2 separate regions of the Homo sapiens genome follow, and region 1 is linked to region 2. Evidence: chromatin contacts called from ENCODE Hi-C or POLR2A ChIA-PET data. All regions are on one chromosome and are shown on one strand. Each heading gives the region's core, a stretch centred on a gene start or an enhancer-like site at or near the end of the contact. The rest is flanking DNA. Distances are from core to core; before and after follow the strand shown. Region 1 holds the start of ZNF143-AS1 (ZNF143 antisense RNA 1). Region 2 holds the start of RRM1 (ribonucleotide reductase catalytic subunit M1).

Region 1 (2,700 bases), core at 1-2,500, 5.4 Mb before region 2:
TTCTCACTTGATTATATCAGCTGATTTAGACACTTCCAAAGCAAAGGCTGACGCTGATTTTAAACAAATAATGGGCTGGCAATGGTATTCTTCTTTCCTCTTTTTAACTTCGTTATTATGTGGAAAAAACAAATGTCCAAAGCAAAAGGGGAAGGAATAAAAACTAGTTCGCGTTCCACAATAATACGTTTCAAAGAGACTTATAAGAATTTGTTCACTCTTTTGGCCAAAACTGGAGAAAAGGGAGGATAAAATTGTAAATTTCTAATATCCGATGTTAGACCTCAGTAACCTTTTTTTTTTTTTAATAGAAGAAAGGGTGAGGGGGAAACAATCTGCCCACGATACGCATGGGAAGCAAGCGCTAGGTGAGACCGGCAGGTCCTGGGAGGGCCTGGGCCAGCCCTGTCCCCGGCGCCCCCGCTGCGGCCTGGTGTGGCCCGTGGGCCCGGCGTCCCAGGCGGCGGAACTCTGCCTCGGCGGCGCCTGGGGACTCGCTCTGCGCGGAGGTCAGGCCGAGAAACGCGGCCAAGGCTCCCGAGGGCTCCACCCTCCCCTCTTTCACTCCCTCCCCTTGGCGGTCCCCTGAGGGAAACAGGCGGGGCGCATCGCTCAGAGACAAGCTGGGGGGAGTTGAGTCCTCAACGAAAAAAGCTCCGCCGCCTAGAGTGGCGGCCGCGGGTTATTAATAAACTCCGCTTCTGCCCAGACGCCGCTACCGCGGCCGGCCCATAAAATCGGCAAGGCCTGCGGCGGAGGCTGAGCAGCGGGAGCCGGAGCCCGGGCCCAAGCGGGCCCGCGCCGCCGCGCTGAGGGCGGCGGCCAGGCGGAGAATAATGCACACTGGGTAAAAACACATTTATATACGAACCTCCGAGAAAATTTTCCAACAATTCCTTCGTCCGACCACCATGCACCAGGACAGGAAACAGCCGTCCGGCCCCCAGGCCCCGCAACCCGCATAGTGTGTCTGAGGCCCGCCCCCAGCTTCCATTGGGCTGTCATTACATCACTCACAGGACGCTTCCGGTTTTCCATTGGCCCACGTTTGGTCGACGCGAAAGAAAACCGCCCTAGCCGCGCCCACTCAACTGACGTCAGCCAAGCCTGACTTTACAGCCCGCCCCTGAGTGGCTCGCGCAAAGTGCAGAATCAAAGCTCCTGTGTCTGACTGGTTGACATAACCGCTTATCCCAGACGGACCCCGCCTCACTGACTAGCGAGTCATACCGATTCTGGGGCCCCAGCGGGAGGCGCCATTTTGTAGCGAGGGAGGGAGGCTGGTCCTTGTGATTACCCGGGAGGGAGCCGGGGTGACGAGCGCCATTTTCCCCACAGGGGCGAGGAGGCGGCTTTGGTTCTCCCGGTGGGCTTGCCGGAGTGCGTTCTGCAGACCAGAAGGGCTTTGTCTGGCGATTGCTGAATGCTCAATAGCAGCCTGCTGGGAGGGAAGTCGAAGGGAGAAATAGGACAGAAAGAGAGACCTGACCTCTCCCTGGAGGCTCTCAGTGTCGGCCGAGGCCCTTGGTCTTGCTCTAGGGCTCTGCATTCCCGAGAGCTGCTGTATGCCGGGGATTGGCTTCCAAGCCTGCCTGAGCTTCTCCAGTCTCCCGGGCATCGCCATGCGGTGGGAGGGTGAGCCTTCCTCTCCTGCTGAAATTCCGGCGGCTTGGCAACCGGCCGGGGGGTCTTGGATTCCTCGGGGAGACACCACTGATGCTTTGTGGTTTCACGTAATTTGGATTTAAAAGTTGAAGGCGTCAGAAATGGTTGTCGCTACGGTCTTTTGTATGTTCTTGTGTTGCGAACTAATAAAGGAAAGTCAAAAGGGTGGGAGAAGCATTCAGTCTGGTTCCCTAAAGTTACTAAGAATGGATACAAATTAGTTGTGGCCGTTGCGGTTAATGCTTCTTGTAGCTCTTAACCCAGCCCTTTCTAAACCTTTGGATATACTTACTAGTCAGTTCCGAAGGTACTCAGTACAAATTTGCGTTGGCGCACCAGGCCGACTAAAGATGAGGTGGGTGTATTAGACTCAAAATTTCTTAAGTCGGCCAGGGGGTAGAATTGAGCTACCAAGAGAATGAGAGACTACCCTGTTGTAACAGATTTGGATCGCGCTTAGAAAAACAGGGAGAAAGCTGGATGATGTTCAACTTAATGTCTTGCATTTCAGACGATTATCGAATGGACGGGGATAAATAAAAACGATGTTACAGATAGCCCTCTAAGTGTGGATAGTAAATATTTTGATTTACAATTAAGCCTACCTTGAGGTGCAGGCCCTAACCAACGGATAGTTGAGTAATAGGGGCCTAGACGCCAATGGAAAGAAAATGGGACTTTAAGCTTTGTTTGAACATATATTCTGTTAATAAAGAAGTTTAAATCAGTTCGGATTACTGTTTTTTGTTTGTTTGTTTGTTTTTTGAGACGGAGTCTCGCCCTGTAGCCCAGACTGCAATGCAGTGGCACGATCTCAGCTCACTGCAACCTCCGCCTCCCAGGTTCAAGCGATTTCTCCTGCCTCAACCTCCTGAGTAGCTGGGACTACAGGCGCCCACCATCACGCCCGGCTAATTTTTCTGTTTTTAGTAGAGACGGGGTTTCACCATGTTGGCCAGGCTGGTCTGAAACTCCTGACCGCGTAATCCGCCCACCTCAGCCTACCAAAGTACTGGGATTACAGGCGTGAGCCAC
Region 2 (2,700 bases), core at 141-2,640:
CCACTCATGGTGGTGCATGCCTATAGTCCCAGCTACTTGAGAGGCTGAGGCAAGAGCATCGCTTGAGCCCAGGACTTCAAGGTTACAGTAAGCTATGATTACACCACTGCATTCCATCCTGGGTGACAGAGCAAGACTCTGTCTCAAACAAGTCTCCATCTTTGAAATGTTCACAGCCTAGAGGACAAAATAGAAACAACCAGTCGATTAACCAGTATTTACTAAGTGCCTACAATTTTGAAATCATTGTATTGCTTTAACAAAGGCAAGTAGGTTCAACTCAAAACTTGTTCATACGTATCTCATGCGGTTGTTAAAAGTATGTTGCTCTTGTTTTTCCAACCCGATGAAGCCTGTTCCCAAGGCAGGGACTGTCTCCTCCTACAATCTCACAAAGCCAAGCAAAGGGCTGGGCACAAAGCGGGCACTTGGCAAGTCTAATGAAAAAGAACTGTTGAGAAAGAATACGAGTTCCTGACTCTTCCCAGTCCCCATCTTGTCAGAAGATGTCTCAGCCACCCTTCTCTGATTCAGCATCTCTTCCCATGAAGGGAAAGGAACTCGAGGGTGCTGTCTGTCTGGGATCTGTTTTTTCCACGCCACACTCCTATCCTCACCCCACAAAAGAGATCAGTAAACTGACAAGTGCCTACGGAGGGTAGAGAGGCCCCCTCCTTCTTTCCTAGCTGCCCCCCGACCCTGTGCCTAAGACAGCTCACCAACCCCACGGTTTTCAAATCAAACCGTATTGTCACCTATGGGTGACTTTGGGTCAGTCGGCGACACCTCGCTCTGAGCGTCAGTTTCCTCATCTGTAATAAGCTAATCATCTCTCAGAGGCTTGCAGGGAGGAATAAAATAGTGCCTGGCAAGTGCTCGGCGTACGCAGTCACTACTCGATACGGGGTAAGTGTTATCCTTTTGAAAGGCGGCAGGATGACAAAGCCGAGGGGGCGCAGCCTGAAGGCCCGAAGGAGGTTCGGGGCAGGCTGACTGAAGACAGAAGGCCGAGCGGGCTGACAGGGCGGAAGGCCGCGGCGGGAAATGCGGGAAAGGCGGGAAGCAGCGAAGGCGGGCGGGCGGTCTGGGCATCAGCTCCGGCGGCGGCAGCCCGCATCCCCTCACCTTCCTTCTCGCCCACCTCGTCCCCCCCTCACCTCGCTTGATCACATGCATCGCAGCTAGTGGCTGAGGCTCTGAAGGATCCAAGACTGGACTGCGGCTCTAAAGCGCCGGCGGGATCGAGAAGGTGACAGAGTGGGAAGGGTTAGGTTCCAGGCGCTGCTCAGGGGAAAGAACTGGAGTTGGAGCCAGACAGCACTTTCTTCAGAGCAGAGGCGCAACAATCCAAATCCCCTTCCCGCGCCCGCCACCCGTGACGCACAAAGGGGCGCGACGGGGTTCGAATGACGTTACTCGACGCTGCGGCCCACGCCCGGGGTAGGCTTCACAGACTGACAGGCGACGTGTAGCCGCCATGTTGAGTCTGGGCAAGACCCAGAAGACTACGCCTCTCCCATGGGCCCCATTGGATATGGACATGCCCGGCGGAAATGCTGCTCTCCTGCTACCATGTTTTGTGTGGGCAAGCCGAGTTCGGGACCCTCGGGGCCCTGGCGTAGCACCTAGAGCCCGCTGGGTCAGGCGCCGCCCTCTCACCTGCGCGTCTCCGCCGGAGGAAAGGCGGTTAATTTATTTTTGAAATAACAAAACCTAACCGGCGGGAACGTTTTTCTTGCTCTGACATTTATTATAATAATACTAACACTGCCGTCCGCTGTGGGCTCCAGCCCAGGCTCCACAGCCGTGGGCAGCTTGGAGCCCCAGGGCTTTTAGATCGGCCAGAGGACTGACACTCTGGAACTGGAAGAAAACCGCGCAAGGCCGATGGCGTTTGGATTTTATCCTGACGCAAATCAGAGCCCTGAGAGAATTTTAAGCAGGGCAGGGTCAGTACCCATTTGCTTTTAGGGTTCTTCAGTGGATGGTGGCAGAGACAGGGTATTTGCCTTGTGGAGGTAGGATGGACTTGGTGACTTAGAGTGGAGAATAAGAATAGATGAGAACCGTAATATGTAAGGCTGGTGTAGAAGCTTCTGATTTGGGCTACCCAAAGCGATCTTTATGAAATTTCATCTGTGGCATCTTTTCCCTAAAGCCTTTTCGTTGGTTTCTCACTGCCCTCCAGAAGCTGCCCAGGCTCCCTGTGAAGTAATTTCAAAAATCATGGAAAGTCGTAAGTGAGCCTGTAATTGCAGCATTTTGGGAGGCTAAGGCGGGAGCATCATGTGAGGCCAGGTGTTGAGATAAGCCTGGGCAACATAGTGAGACCCCATTTCTACAAAAAATAGAAAAAGTAGGCCAGCGCGGTGCTTCACTCCTGTAATCCCAGCACTATGGGAGGCCAAGGCGGGCAGATCACGAGGTCAGGAGTTCGAGACCAGCCTAACCAACGTGGTGAAACCCCCCCGCTGCTAAAAATACAAAAAGTAGCCAGGCATGGTAGCACGCGCCTGTAATCCCAGCTACTCAGGAGGCTGAGGCAGAAGAATCGCTTGAACGCTGGAGGCAGAGGTTGCAGTGAGCCAAGATCGCGCCATTGCACCCTAGCCTAGGCAAGAGAGTGAGACGCCGTCTCAAAAAAAACAAAAAAAAAGAAAGAAAAATTAAATAGATATGTTTTTTAAAAGTCGTAAGTGA

What was found. A loop is a pair of places that touch in the nucleus more often than their neighbours do. ChIA-PET counts read pairs that join two places held with the same protein, here RNA polymerase II (POLR2A). Pooled maps may share reads with other maps.
Region 1: a pooled map shows a loop between it and region 2 (10-fold over the local background). The contact joins the promoter of ZNF143-AS1 here to the promoter of RRM1 in region 2. A Hi-C loop is called at or near these places in 6 of 50 pooled maps. POLR2A ChIA-PET finds 5 or more read pairs at or near these places in 2 of 52 experiments (HEK293 and activated CD4-positive, alpha-beta T cell).

Annotation. Positions count from the first base shown.
Region 1 is chr11:9,459,248-9,461,947 of GRCh38, reverse strand. It overlaps ZNF143-AS1 (ZNF143 antisense RNA 1), which reads left to right and starts at 1,250. Exons shown (of 1, transcript NR_036539.1): 1 at 1,250-2,392. ZNF143 (zinc finger protein 143) reads right to left here and starts at 936. Exons shown (of 16, transcript NM_003442.6): 1 at 872-936. RefSeq lists a silencer at 343-552 and enhancers at 1,323-1,402, 1,463-1,562, 1,653-1,732, 1,932-2,567.
Region 2 is chr11:4,093,489-4,096,188 of GRCh38, reverse strand. RRM1 (ribonucleotide reductase catalytic subunit M1) reads right to left here and starts at 1,390. Exons shown (of 19, transcript NM_001033.5): 1 at 1,158-1,390. The coding sequence starts at 1,176. RefSeq lists enhancers at 1,161-1,630, 1,691-1,760.